2 separate regions of the Homo sapiens genome follow, and region 2 is linked to region 1. The links are chromatin loops, found by intact Hi-C in ENCODE. Cell type or tissue: B cell. All regions are shown on one strand.

What was found. Peaks named below come from ENCODE experiments on the same cell type or tissue, not always from the same donor. Only the 100,000 strongest peaks of a DNase experiment are listed, where the experiment ranks them.
Region 2: a loop joins it to region 1, with 1.8 times the contacts of the local background. A loop is called at or near these places in 4 of 110 quality-filtered maps.

The regions. Positions count from the first base shown.
Region 1 is chrX:120,751,938-120,759,937 of GRCh38, forward strand. No RefSeq gene overlaps it. Among named protein-coding and RNA genes, the nearest start is that of CT47B1, 120 kb to the right of the region's middle. RefSeq lists an enhancer at 3,153-3,232. In B cell, no CTCF peak of the experiment used is centred here; DNase peaks (open chromatin) are centred at 1,664 and 3,354; H3K4me3 peaks cover 1,590 bases; H3K27ac peaks cover 5,419 bases.
Region 2 is chrX:120,701,585-120,709,584 of GRCh38, forward strand. It overlaps the pseudogene H3P46. Among named protein-coding and RNA genes, the nearest start is that of C1GALT1C1, 76 kb to the left of the region's middle. In B cell, no CTCF peak of the experiment used is centred here; no DNase peak of the experiment used is centred here.

The sequences.
Region 1 (8,000 bases):
TGAACCTGTTTCCTTGTCTGTAAAATGGGCATAATACAAGTACTTATTTCAGATGGTTGTAATTTACAAATGAATTCAAATGTAGTGATTAGAACAGTGCTTGGCATGAAATAAATATTCAAGAAATGTTAGCTATTTATTGTTGCTATTATTATTAGAATCCCTATATGCCACTTTAATATTCACTTTAAAAATATAATCTTATCACACTTGAACATAATAGGTGTTATTACTATTTTATACACATGTCTCAGAAAGATTAAGGTAACTTTTACACAGAGTGACAGAGTGAAGTTTTGAATCCTCGATGCTATTTCTGCTACATGAATTGAATGGTTTCGTCTTTTCTGAAGGAGTGGAATGGTGGGCTTCCTTGATTAAGCCATTTCTTTAATGAAATGCTTGACCAAGACCCTAACAGCCACCAAGCTATGGAGGATCTTACTCAGTTATCTCCAGAAACCTGGCCAGAGGGAATGGGGTGAGGGAGAAGCTGAAGGCAAGGTGAGGGGGTGTGTGTGCTGGCTTTCTGAGAAGCTTAGGGTTAGAACAGGGAGTTGAGGAAGGGCCAAAGTAGAATTAAATTCAAATGCAGGTGATTTCACTGAGGCTAAGAAAATGATACCCCCCTACCCTCCACCCCTCACAGCTGCAGTGGGGCCCAGCTTGCAGCTGGGAAGGCTTTTGCGTTTACTACTCACAGTTCTCTGGGAGCCAATGTTTGCTTCCCTTTCTCCGGGGTTTTGTGCAGGGAGAGGTGCAGAGCAACAATCAGAGACCAAATAACTTAATTCAAGGCCAAACAGATGCTTTTTTTCTTGAAGGTATCCAGGGGTATGATCTGCAACAGAGCTGCTCATCACCGCTCTCTAATTTTGGGGCCTCGTGTAGGGGAAGAGCTCATTCGCTTCTCTTGGGATGTGAGCCAGCTGGGATAGATGCTTCACTAAGAGACATGTGTGCACTTTGTCCTGATCTGAGCTCACTGTGAAGGGCCTTTGAACTCATCAAGCAATTCCAGGAAGTGGAAGATGATCAAAGAACACAAGAGAATCATGGTTTAAGCTTCTTTTAAAGTCGAGTTTGGATGTGCTGTGAAGAGGGAGGAGGCAGCTTTCTTGTCCACCGGCATCACATAAAGAGAAGAGCTGTGAATCCCCACAAAGAACCACTTGCACCATAAGTACCAGGGCAGGGGAGGCGTGGGGCTTGTAACATTAGATTATTGGGCCCTCCTCACACCCTCAAAATCAGAATTTGGTGGGGCGGGGGGCTGCGGGAGGACGGTGAGAGTAGGTCCCAGCAGTCAGCAATTCAAATAAGCCCCCAGGTGACTCTAATGTACTGGAAAGTTTGAGGACAACTAAGTTAAAGCATGGGACTTGGAGAGTTCCAACCCTGCTTCTACTACTTATCAACTCTGTGATCTTTGGCAAGCTATTTAACCTCTCTGAGCTTTAGATTCTTCCTTATAGAATGGAATAACCATAGTACCTCCCTCACAGTGCTGTGGGGAGGATTAAATGAGATAACATGTTCCCAATTAGAAATGGTAGTTATTAAATTTCTTCTCCCATTATGCATTATTTTTGTTTCTCCTTTTGAGTAGGAAATGCAAATTTATCTTTCTCCACTTGAAGCACACCACCCCCCGCCGCCCCCGCATTTTCCTTTCACCAGCAGGTGTTTGGCACGTCTAAACACTTGTTTAAAACCCTGTTAAAAACATAGGCAAAGCAGAGGCTCCATACAGTGGCTAAAGATGTTTACCACATGGATGGCACACCTGAGAAGTGCCTACCTGAGCAGTGCCCTTTTCAGATGATCTTCTCCTAACTTCCCACCTCCCTCTCCCTAAATTAAAACCTTTGCATCCAGTGTACTGTCTCTGTACGGTTCTTCTCTGTGTCAGGGCTAGAGCACCAATGAGTTAGTCATGCAGTTGCATAATTATGCAGTGTTATCAATCTCTTGTAAGTTTGGTGAATGGGAGTCGTCAAGAAGATCCCACCTCGCACCTGTGTGGGCTGGCAAAATACGGTTTTTCACCTCTAAAATGGAAAGCCAGCTCCTGGACCTAAGTCGGCCCCAGGAAAGCACTGCTATTTGTAGACACTGCCTCTCTGTCTTACCTCTTAATCATAGCACACTGAATACTGCCTCACAACACCGCTAGCTGTCCCTTTTGGTTTTTTCCCCTTGATGATGGTTGGAACCTAATTTCACCTAGATTCTTTCATTTAACAAATAATTATTGAGCTAAGAAGGGTAATCCCAGAGATGGCTGTTATTAAGAAGAGCTATTTGACTTTTTAAACCAGGAGTTAACGCTGGCTATACCTTAGGATTACCTATATAGCTTCGAAGAAAGATTCCTGGGTCCTACTCTTGGAGATTCTGAATTATCTGGTATGAATAGATTTAAAAAGCCCTCTGCCCAGATGATTCTAATGTATAGTCAGGGTTGAAGGCCACTTCTTTATTTAAAAAAAGACACACACACACATTTTTTTTTTCTAAACATTATGCCGTAAGGGTAAGGCCGTTACTTTAAACTAGGTGAATTCACTTATTCCACAAATAGTGAGTGCTTATCATGTACCAGGCATTGTTATACGCCCTGGGAATACATCCATGAACAAAAGAGACAAATATCCCTACCATCATGGAGTACGATGTTTTAATGGGAAAGACAGACAATAAGGTAATAAGATATGTGTTATGTTAAATGACGATAAGTACAATGAAGAAAAAGAAAGTAAGGAAGGGAGATTGAGAATGCCAGAAGTGATGTGTGATCGAATTTGAATTAGGGTGGTCAAAGAAAGTTTCACAGAGAAAGGGACAATGAGGAAAACCTGTAAAAGGTTTCTGGTGTCAGCCATGCAAAAATCTGGAGAAAGAGATTCTTGGCAGAGGTCACAGCCAGAACAAAGATCTTGATTCAGGAGTGCGTTTGGTGTGTTCTAGGAAAAGAAGTCTAGTGTGGCTGGAGGGAAGTGAGTGAGGGGAAGAGAGGTAGAAGATGAGGTTAGAGAGTTCATGGGGTTAGTGACACCAGATTAGCAAGTTGCTTAGGGCCTTGTAGGCCATTGTAAGGATTAGGACTTTTAATTTGAGTGAGACAAAAAGACATTGGATGGGTTTAAGCAGAGGAGTGGTGTGATCTGAATTAAAAGGGATCACACTGGCTGTTGTGGGGAGGATAAATTATAGAGTAGCAAGCATGGAAAAAGGGAGGCTATGTCAGGGGTTGGGGAAGTATTATTTGTTTGAGTGTTCTTGAACTCTCCTGTTCTCTCACCTTGTTGGGTTAGGGGGAGGGGTGGGGTGGTTTGTGACCTAGGACTTTGTGCCTTTTGAAAAAGGGAAGTAACTAACACGTGACAGTGTGTGTAACATTTGCAGATGTGGCTTCTCTGGATCAAGAGCCAAACAAACCTGCCATAGCAATTTGAATTTCTTCCTCTTAAGCCTCTTATTCCACTTCAGATCCCCCTCCTGACCTATTCTTTGGGGATTCTTAGATACATTTCCATCCCCCATAGTGACCTAGGTCTCTTATCCAGCTTTATTTCCTGCTTTTGACAGAGGAAAAAGATAGACTTCTGAATTGATGTGAGTGGAGATCTTATTATAGTAGCCACCTATAAAATAGCAGGAGGTAGAGATGTTTAATGTGTAAAATGGTTGTTGTCCTGGAAAAAAATCAATACCATAAATGTGAATTTAATGGGATCCCTCAGGGAATGGGAGTCTGGGCAATGTAACATTTTAGTTAATTGAAAGGTAACCCACTTCTCACCTTTGTTTTTTTCCCTCTTTTCTTTAAATTAGCTCTTGTTTCTGAGTGTGACAATCAAAGTGTTTACTGTGTGCATGTAATGTGCCAGGCACTGTGCTAGGTGTTTTACACACAGAACCTTATGCAATCCCTGTAACAACTGATGATGTAGATGTTTTCTTTATTCCCATTTTAAAGTTGAGGAAACCGAGGCTTGGAGAAATTAAACCGCTCACCTGAGGTGTCTTAGCTGATAAATGCCCAAGCTAGTCTGTCTGATGCTGAGACGCAACCTCAGTGATCAGTGTCTTGCTCATCATGGACTCTATTGTGTTTAATTTCTGGACTTCAGACAGGGCTTTAGCATTATCCTGCTAGCCATCTTGGAAGACTGTTCTAGGTTAGAAATGGAGGCAGAGAGAGAGGGTCAGGAGCCTGGGCTATGTGATGGCAGCCTTGGGAATGGGGTCCATTTACTGTTATTACTTTTTAAAGTAAAAGTTTTAATATCAACCTGTTTTCTTGTTACTAGGTTCTTCTAATGGACTGCAGAAGAGCAGTGTTTAGTTAACTGATAACAGTGTTATGATGTTACTTTAAGCATCGAAGCTCCTTAATTTGGTATGCCCAGTTTTTATTTTTGGTGGGGGACAGGGTGCAAGGAAATCAATCGGAATTAGCTGTAAATCTGAAATCCAGACTGTTTTAAATAAGTGCAGTCTCGTTTCATTTTTTTCAGTCACATTTAGTAACATAATCTAATGCTAACAAAGTGTCAAAGTGAGGCCTATTTTAATAAATACATTAAAAAAGTCATTCACTGTTCTATGCAAATGAGTTCTTTCATAGTTTAAAAATGAGCCTACTCATTTGCTTAACAAAGCTGATTTTCCCAGATCAATGCACAATACCTTGATCTCAGCCCTGGTCTGAATTACTGCAAAATTTGAATGAGAAGTTCTGCGCTAGATAGTTTTTGTCTGCCTCTTCAGGTCCTCACTCCAGTCTTCCCTCCTGCACTCTACCCTGGGAAGCTGACCTGTAGGGATGACATCAAAAGTCTCCCTTTTCTTAGTCAGGCTATGATGGTAAAGGCATCTCCAAATCCTCTTCCTAGCCCTGAGTTACCCTGCCTACACCTTTATAAATAGTCCATTTATTAATATTGACCCTTACCCCTCTCCAAAATAGCCATTTTGAGTGTGCCATCTATTTCCTGCTGGGACACTGATTGATACAGGTTTTGAATTATGTCTATATCTTTATTTCATGTACAGGTCTGAGACTGTATATGAGGGTAATATGACCATAGTTCTAATTTGAATGTACAGAGCACCATACAAGTCCGGTGGTTTACTGGGGAGTGTCTAGGAACACAAAGGAAAAAGGAACAATCACAGACCTGTCCATCAGATTCCTGTGATGTGGGTTTCAATAATCTGAGTATAGATGGATAGATAATGACTGGGCAAAAGAAAGGACTAGAGTAAGGAGCGATATTGACTTGTCTGGATTTTTTACTTTCCTATCAAGATCCTCTGACTGGCATTGGATCTTGGGGATGGGGTTAAGGCAGGAGACCCCTATGGACTGGATTTAATGCCTACAACTCGTCCAAGGAGGAGGGTAGAAACACCTGGTACAGGTAAGAGGCTTAGGAAAGGAGTATGAGTCAAGAATATAACAACGTGACCCAGGAAAAAAACCAGATTATAAACTCTTTGAGGGAAGACATTTTGACTATCTTGCTTGATGCTATTCTCTAATTAGTACCCAGCCAATAGACTGGCAAATAGTAGGCATTCTATAAATATTTGAGTGAATAAATGAATGCAGGAAGACAGAAGAACATACAGACTTAATGCACAATGAAATTACAGGACTTCCCTAGGGAGAATCCCAGCCCAGGTATCAGGGCCAATGTTTAGGAATGAGAGTGATAATTTATTTCCCATGGATAGAAAAGCCCCAGCTGTGCACTGCACATAATCCTTTGGGCAAATTAGATTATTAGAATCAAGGACTAAAACCAGTGGTCAGTTTGCCCACTGCCAATTTTAAACAGAGAAGACTTTGAGCAAATGGGGATCTAATTTGAGGAAGGTTTTCTTGGTGCTTAAGTAGCTGTTTGAAAACATGGGGCTTTTTTTTTCTACTGAAAAAAAGTGCTCATATGGCCTCTGCTGTGTTCTGAATATTTGTGTTCCCGCAACAATTCATGTGTTGAAACCTAACTTCCATTGTGATAATATTAAGAGGAGGGCTTTTGGAAGGAGATTCATCCCATTCATGAAGGGATTAAGTGCCCTTATAAAAGAAACCCCAGAGAGCTAGCTAGTCTCTTACACCATGTGAGGACACAGCAAGAAGGTGCCATCTTTGAAGCAGAGAATGAGCCCTCACCAGACACTGGATCTGCTGGCACCTTGATCTTTGACTTCCCAGCCTCTGGAACTATGAGAAATAAATTTCTGTTCATAAGGTACCCATTTAATGGTATTTTGTTATAGCAGCCTTAATAGCCCAAGACAGCCTCTTTTCCTAGAAACACATAGAATATTATTTTCAGGCATTCTTGTCAAAGATAACAATAGAAGATCTAGTAGTGAATCAGCACATTATAGTTCTGTTGATGCTTCTGTTGCCAAGGCCAGTTGTTTTACTTAAGAATACAATGTGCAAGTAAGATGTTTTGGGGTTTTAAAAGTGAGTATGTGACGAGAGGATCTTCGCCTTAGCATTTTTCCTTCTACAGGCCTCTTGAAGACTTCCACCTGGTAATGATTGGCGGGAGGGGGGCACCTAAAGTCACACTCTGTGCTTTACATTAAGAAGGCAGTTTATAGTACTGGAGGACTGGATGTTTTGGATGCATCAGATAATTTATCTAGGAAGCCTTTTCAAATTCACAGGTATCACTATCTGTCTGTGCTCCCCCACCTCCGTGTTAATCAGAATCAGTTGGGAACACCAATTTAAACTGCATCAGTTTGGACCAGACTTCCCCCTTCCAAAGATCTGAAATGGGTGGTTTGACTGAATTTCAAGAAGCATGAACAATGGTTTGGAAGAAATGGAGTCAGTGAAGTTTAATGAGTCAACCAATGGTAACGAATTATGGTGATTCTAAGTGAATGCCCTCCTTTCTTCCCAACTGGCTGAACTTACAACATTTCAGGTCAGCCTTGGTGACTAGAGCCATTGAGAGAGAGCATCTTCATAGCCCTTATGAGCACCAGCTGACAAAAAAGAGGTCATGTCTTTCTTTTACACAATTTTAATGTAATCCTCACCAGCATTAGCGAAAATTGCTTTTTGGTGGCCAGAGGGAAGCAAAGAGCCCTTGACTATCTTAACATCCTGACAGCCTCAGTGAAAATGGAAAATTATTGTGATGGGAAGATTGGCTTCAGAGACTCTGACCGGGGCAGTAAGTTCAAATCAATTTTGATTAATCCATTTTCTTTGAAAATTGGTTGTGCAAAATGGTCAAGGTCAAAAAGAGACACTTCAGTTACTGAATCCCATTCACAGAGTGATTGCCCTGTCTTGTTCATGTAAAACACTAAATGTGCCATAATTTTGATAGGGAGGAGGTATTCAGAAAAGGAAAAGGAAGGTACAGAAGGGGAAGAGGCAGAAGAATTTACAGAGTGGGGTTAAAAGTAAAGGGGGAGGAGATAGAAAAAAGTGAGGGGTAAAAAAACAAATGTGAGGTGGGGGAAAAGGGGTTATAATTCAGCCCCAGCAGGGGATTGACAGAGCCACAAGGGCATGCTGAGAGCAAGTGCTGGAGAGCTTAGAACTAAAACCTAGATTAGGGGGAATAAAAAAATGGCGTAAAATCTAGCTTCTTGGGGAGAGGGCTAACAATCCAAACACCAAGTCCAAACGAAAAGGGAGCAAGTTTAATCTACTGGAGTCTGTGGGGCTTTTTGCCTATGGAAAGTATGACAGGAGTGCTGTCCTGGGGGATGTAAGGCAGAGATGGTGACAATAGCCATTTCTACACTGGTCTGCCTAGAAGTTCAGTCAGAACCCAGCCTAGCTTCAAGATTAATGTTGTGACGGTTGGGGCCTAGGGGAGACAGAAGCTGCTAGAGCCCTTGGGGCTTAGGTAGACATAGCATCAGTAGCTCAGCTGTCTCTGCTGCTTAGGAGGACTTCCTGCTAAGGGAGCTGCAGTGCTGCTGCATGCACCTCTGACAAGGGAGCT
Region 2 (8,000 bases), 50 kb before region 1:
TCTTTGACAAAGCTGACAAAGACAAGCAATGGGGAAAAGACTCCCTATTCAATAAATGATGCTGGGATAACTGGCTAGCCATATGCAGAAGATTGAAGCTGGACCCCTTCCTTACACCATATACAAAAATTAACTCAAGATGAATTAAAGACTTAAATGTAAACCCCAAAACTATAAAAACCCTGGAAGACAACTTAGGCAATACCATCCTGGACATAGGAGTGAGCAAAGATTTCATGACAAAGACACCAAAAGCAATAGCAACAAAAGCAAAAAATTGACAAATGAGATCTAATTAAACTTAAGAGCTTCTGCACAGAAAAAGAAACTATCAACAGAGTAAACAGACAACCTACAGAATGAGAGAAAACATTTGCAAACTATGCATCTGTCAAAGGTCTAATATCCAACATGTATATGAAACGTAAGCAAATTTACAAGAGAAAAACAAACAATCCCATTAAAAAGTGGGCAAAGCACATGAACTGACACTTCTCAAAGAAGACACTTCTCAATGCGACCAACAAGCATATGAAGAAAAGCTCAATATCACTGATCATTAGAGAAATGCAAATCAAAACCACAATGAGATACCATCTCATGCCAGTTAGAATGGCTATTATTAAAAAGTCAAAAAATAACAGCTGCTGGTGAGGTTGCAGAGAAAAGGGAACACTTACACGCTTTTGGTGGGAGTGTAAATTAGCTCAACCATTGTGGAAAGCAGTATGGTGAGTCCTCAAAGAGCTAAAAGCAGAACTACCATTTGACCCAGCAATCCTGTTACTGGGTACATACCCAGAGGAATATAAAACATTCTACCATAAATACACATGCACGTGAATGTTCATTGCAGCATTGCTCACAATAGCAAAGACATGGAATCAACCTTAATGCCCATCAATGACAGATTGGATAAAGAAAATGTGATACATATACACCATGGAATACTATGCTGCCATGAAAAAGAATGAGATAGCATTTTTTTTTTTTGCGGGAACATGAATGGAACTGGAGGCTATCATCCTTAGCAAACTAATGCAAGAACAGAAAACTAAATACCATATGTTCTCACTTATAAGTGGGAGCTAAATGATAAGAACTTATGAACACAAAGAAGAAAACAAAAAACACTGGGGTCTACTTGAGTGGAAAGGGTGGGAGGAGGGAGAGGAGCAGAAAACATAACTATTAGGTACCGAGATTAATACCTGGGTCATACAATATGTACAAGTAACCCTCGTGACACGTGTTTAACTATGTAACACACCTTCACATGTATCCCCAAACCTAAAATAAAAATTCACACACACACACACACACACACACACACACACACACACACACACGGCTGAATAGTATTCCATTATGTATATATACCACATTTTCTTTATCCATTCATCTGATGACGGACACTTGGATTGATTCCATAACCTAGCTAATATGAATAGTGCTGCAATGAACATGGGAGTGCAGACATCTTTTTGACAAACTGATATAAAATCTTTTGGGCAAATACCCAGAAATGAGATTGCTGGGTTAGAAATGTATAGATATGAATGACATAAATTGGCTAAGCTCCTAAAAGGGAATCTCTCTGCCAGCCACTATATGGTTGTATCTTGTTAGATTGTTGGGCTTTGATAATGTATTAATCTAACACTAACCATAATAAATAATGAAAAAAATAGTTAATACTTAATGAGCACTTATTGTTGTCAGGTGCTATACTCAGCATTTCACATGTATGAACTCATTAAATCTTTACCTCAACCATATGAAGTAGGTGCTGTTATCATCTCCATTTTACAGGTAAGGAAACAGGCACAGACTGATATGTGGATTTTGCTGTCTCTAAGTTTATATAAATAAAGCAGCATTCTTGGGGATGGATGTTTTCTCTCAAGAGGATGCCAGTCCAGTCAAGCTCTGCCTAAATTGGGGTTGCATTTATCATCTAAGAATCTCTGGTGGCCATGTTAATCCTGATGGTGTGGATGAAAGGCTGGAGACTATTTGAACTTTTTTTAGGAAACTATTCCCCTTCTGCTTTTACCAGGACTGCCGCTGCTAAAAGGGGCTATCAGAAGTCTTAGAAACATGTTGGTTAATTTCAAAATGTTACCAGAAAGGTGAAGCTAATGTTATCTTTTGGGAGAACAGCCTGAACTCCACAATTTGTTATAACGGACTTAGCATCAATTAAGAGATCCAGGACATGAGGATTTTAAGTCATGGATACTAACTCTGGAAACTCTGATTAACCAAGCAAATATACCTCTAGTTGTGCTTAGGAATTTCTTACCTCAGTCAGATATCTCTGGCTATGAACTTGTTAACTGTTAATGTTGAGTGTTTTTTAATGTAATCAACATTGTAACCTATATAACTATTAGCCTTATAACTATTGGCTACAGGCTATCATCCTAGAAAGCTCTTGGAGTGGGGATGAGGGGCTGAGTAACAAATTAAAACATTCCTGGGATAGACTGTTCCCTCTTTATCTTACTCCTCCTTATTCTCTCCCTCTTCTTTTCTTTCAAGCAAATATTCTGTCCAAAACTCTTACCAAAATACACAATCAGCTTTGTAACTGGATAGAAAGAAACTCTATTTAGATAGCTTCCAATCTCCTTTTTAGTTGCAACATGAACAGCGAGCTAATGACAGGTGGGAGACATTTTGCAAATTGCACCAATTGTACAAAAACACAAGGTAAACTTCTTCTTCTTCTTTTTTCTTAAGACGGAGTTTCGCTCTTGTTGCCCAGGCTGGAGTGCAATGGCATGATCTCGGCTCACCGCAACCTCTGCCTCCCGGGTTCAAGTGATTCTCCTGCCTCAGCCTCCCAAGTAGCTGGCATTACAGGCATGTGCCACCACGCCTGGCTAATTTTGTATTTTTAGTAGAGACAGGGTTTCTCCATGTTGGTCAGGCTGGTCTCGAACTCCCGACCTCAGGTGATCCACCCGCCTCGGCCTCCCAAAGTGCTGGGATTATAGGTGTGGGCCACCATGCCTGGCCAACGCAAGGTAAACTTTTAACGTGGAATAGAAAAAATAATTTTGTTAAATCCCTGGGATGGAAATAACATAGCGACCAAAAGAGTACATCTTTCTCTCACATGGCAAAGTTTTCTTCTTGATGCTACAGTATAAAAGTAAAAAGCACGGTTTCAGTCTTCCACCAGATGTTTAACCCCAATCCCCACTGTTGTTTTTCACAAAGCTTCTGGGATCACCTGTTCCACTTAATTCTCACTGCTGAGGGCAGGGTGGTCTGCTATTCCACTATACCTGCTTTGCTGCCAATAGTCTCCTGGCTCAGGTTCATCTCACTTCAAATTCTCTTGCATACCTTGCCAGATCAATCTTCCTAAAATCCTGTTTCTCAAACTGTGCTTTGGGAAACATTAGCCCTGATACATGCTCCTCATTAAAAGGAGGATTTTGTGCTAATGTGAGTTTAAGAACCAGGGCACATTCAAATCCCTCCTGAAGATTCACTATGTTTATTATCATGTTAAAGGGTCTGAGAAGTCCTGCAATAAAGAACCATCTCTAACTTTAACCCTACATTCCCCAAACTTAATTGCCCACATAACTTTTTTTCATGTAACATCAATTAATATTACATACCACACCTTTTTTTCAGAAATGATGTACTAAAGCATTGCTTTAGTCATGCTATTTTCCCAGTTATAATATGTCCAGTGGTTCCCCAGCCTTACTTCAAGGACCTTTGGAACTTGATCTGAACTTAATCCAGTCCAATTTCATCTCCCTTTGCTTCACTCCATGAAACATTTTTTTTTTCCAATTAGACTGCTTTCATCATTCTGTACTCATCACATGCTGAGGGCCAGGTGAGGAGCTGAGGCCAAGAATGGTTAGGGACAGAGATCTGAGACTTTAGGTAGGGGTCATTAGTTAGTAGGTATGCTTGGAAGGACCAGCAGCAGGAACATGGGAGTCGGACAACCCAAGTAGGATGAGGTGAAGGTAGAGTTCAGGGTGAGTAGGTGTGAGAATGATGTAGCTGGAAATGACTTATAATATGAGGTATAACCATGGACACACCGTGCAAGTCCTTATAGCCAGAGAAGTAAACATCAAGACAGGGAAGATTCCTAAAGGAAGTGCCAAAAAAAGAAAGAAAGAAGGAAAAAAGAAAGAAAGAAGGGAGGAAAGAGAGAAAGAAAGAAAAGAAAAGAAAAAAGAAAAGAAGTGGTAGGTGAGATCAGGTCAACTATTTCTCATGTGCAGAAGCAGCTATAGTGCCTGCCAGGATGAGATCAGAAACTGAAACATCCCTAAAGACGGGATGTGTGTGTGTGTGTGTGTGTGTGTGTTGCCTTTGTTCAAGGCAGTGATTGTTGATATTCTTTGAGAATCTGATGGAAGTTATGAGCCTTCTTGCTATGGTTCGAATTTGTCCTCCAAGATTTATGTGTTGAAACTTAATCCTCAATTAAGTTTCTTTAATCCTTAATCCTTAATTAAGAGGTGGGGCCTTTTGGAAAGTGACTAAGTCATGAGGACTACACCCCCTTGAATGGGTTAGTGTCTTTTAAAAGGGCTGGAGGGAACTAACTTAGGTCCCTGGATATACATCAATAATGTTAAAGCTGAGAATCAAATCAAGAATACAATCTCATTTATAATAGCCACAAAAATGTAAATACCTAGGAATACAGACAACTAAGGAGGTGAAGGATTTCTACTAAAAGAACTACAAAACATGTTGAAAGAAATCAGAGACTACACAAATAAATGGAAAAACATTCCATGCTCATGATTTGGAAAAATCAGTATTGTTAAAATGGCCATACTGCCCAAAGCAATTTGCAGAGTCGATGCTATTCCTATCAAACTACCAACATCATTTTTCACAGAATTAGTAAAAAAATTATTGTAAAATTCATATGGAACTAAAAAAGAGCCTGAAGAGCCAAACCAATCCTAAGCAAAAAGAACAAAGCTGGAGGCATTGCACTACTTAACTTCAAACTATACTAAAAGACTAGAGTAACCCAAACAGCATGGTACTGATACAAGAACGGACGTATAGACCAATGGAACAGAATAGAGAACTTAGAAATAAAGCTGCACACCTACACGCATCTGATCTTTGACAAAGTCAACAAAAATAAGCAATAGGAAAAGACTCTTTATTCAATAAATTGTGTGGGGATAACTGGCTAGCCATTTGCAGAAAAATGAAACTGGACCCAGAAATTTTACCGTATACAAAAATTAACTCAAGATGGATTAAAGATTTCAATGTAAGACCTTAAATTATATGAATCCTAGAAAACCTAGGAAATACCATTCTGGACATTGGCCTTGGGAAATAATTCATGACTAAGTCCTCAAAAGTAATTGCAACAAAAACAAAAATTGACAAGTGGGAACTAAATAAACTAAAGAAACTATAATTAAACTAAAGAAACAGGCCGGGCACGGTTGCTCACGCCTGTAATCCCAGCACTTTGGGAGGCTGAGGCGGGTGGATCACTCAAGGTCAGGAGTTCGAGACCAGCCTGCCTAACATGGTGAAACCCCATCTCTACTAAAAATACAAAAATTAGCTGGGTGTGATGGCGGACGCCTGTAACTCCAGCTATTCGGGAGGCTGAGGCAGGAAGATCTCTTGAACCCAGGAGGCGGAGATGGCAGTGAGCCAAGATCGTGACACTGCACTCCAGCCTGGGTAACAGAGCGAGATTACATCTCAAAAAAAAAAAAAAAAAAAAAAAGAAAAGAAAAAAAAGAAAGAAAGACATACAAGTGGCCAAAAAACATGAACAAATGAGCCACATCACTAATCATCAGAGAAATGCAAATCGAAACCACAATGAGATATCATCTCACACCAGTCAGAATGGCTATTATTAAAAAAGTCAGAAAGCAACAAATGTTGACAAGGCTGCAGAGAAAAGGGAACACTTACATACTGTTGGTGTGAATGTAAATTAGTTTGGCCACTGTGGAAAGCAGTTTGGTGATTTCTCAAATAACTTAGAACTACTATTTGACCCAGCAATCCCATTACTGGGTATATATCCAAAAGAAAATTAATCATTCTGTTATACCAAAAAGACACATGCACTTGTATGTTCATCACAGCACAATACACAATAGCAAAAACATAGAATCAACCTAGATGTCCATCAATGGTGGATTGTATGAAGAAAATGTGGTACATATACACCATGATATACTATACAGCCATAAAAATGAACAAAATCATGCCCTTTGCAGCAACATGAATGCAGCTAGAGGCCATGATCCTAAGTGAATTAAAGCAGGACCAGAAAACCAAATACCACTTGTTCTCAGTTATAAGTGGGAGTTAAACATTTGGTACACATAGTCATAAAGATGGGAACAATAGACATTGGGGACTAGTAAGAGCAAGGAGGGACAGAGGTGGGCAAGGGTTGAAAAACTACCTATTGGGTACCATGCTCACTACCTGAGTGATGGGATCAGTTGTACCCCAAACCTCAGCATCATGCAACATGCCAGTGTAACAAACCTGCAAATGTACCCCTGAATGTAAAATAGAAGTTGAAAGTATAAAAAAATAAAAAATTTTATCTATCTATTTATCTATCTATCTATCTAAGGAAACTTTAAATTTCACTCATGGAAAAGCCCATGTTCTATCACAAAAGTATATGGTCAAATTCCTCAGACCCTGGGTTTTTTTTTTGGTAGGTATACTTTATATTTTCATTATGATACAAAGGTAGACAGAACAGTATAAAGAAACCCCATGTTCCCATCACTCAGATTCAACAACTATTAACTAATAATCAATCTTGTTACTTCTATATCCCCACTACTTTCCCAACTCTACCCCACCCTATCCCACAGTTGCCATCCATACACTGTTATTGGTTGATACGTCTCATATTTACTTTAATTTACAGGTTCCCCTCCTATCTCTTTATTTTTGGTAATTTATTTGTTGAAGAAACTGGATGGTTTATTTAGTAGAGTTTTTGACATCCTGGATTTTGCTGAAAGCTTTCCCATAGTGTTTAACATTTTTCTCTGTCCTCTTTATTTCCTATAAAGTAGTGGTTGGCTGTTGATGCTTATTCAGGTTCAGGTTCTTTTTTAATAGCCTCAATTATTGAACACTTGGATCAACTCATAACCAATAATTGAAAAAAGGCCCTCTAATGCATTTAATCAATTCTACTATTGTAATTACTACCCAACAACTCATTAATATACAGAAACATGGAAAAACTATCATCCACCCATTCTTCATGCAGCAGTTTGCCACTCTTGAACAACAGGGCTCATGTCACTGAATCTGAGTAGTTACTTTTCACACCATCTTGAGTGAGGGGATGACTTAAGCTCACATGCAATATATAAATATTTCCTTGCAATAAAGTAACAAGTTAAGGCAAAACATTTTGCATAATTTACTACTAAACACCATAAAAACTGCCTTAACTTAAGCTCTTTTTCGCCATATCAAGCAGGCTAACAGGGCATCCTAAGGCACGTTAGAGACTCTCTCATCACAGATGACGCAAAGGTTAAAATCTTCAAATAACAGCACCAGGTATGCTTCCCCAGTCTTCTGAAGCACTCTGTGGCTGCACTCTGGAAACTGAAATCTATTTTGAAGTCCTGGATGATTTCCCTTATCAACTTCTGGATCAGAAGCCTTATTGCTTTCCAGCCTGTAAGACAAGGCTTTCTAAACCCTTGGCAGCCTTAGTGGCCAGCTAATTTTGTGGGGCTTTCAAGTGGCGGATTTGTGAGCAATACAGTGTCACTCATTTTCTTTAACCCAATAATAAAGTCTTCTAGAAATATTTAATAGACAAAGATTTAATATAATCATGGTGTACAGTGTGATGATCTAATACACATATACATTGTGAAATGTTTCATAATCAAATTAATTAACACCTCTCTGACCACCCATGGTGTATATTAGAGCCCCAGAACTGGTTCATCTTATAATTGTAA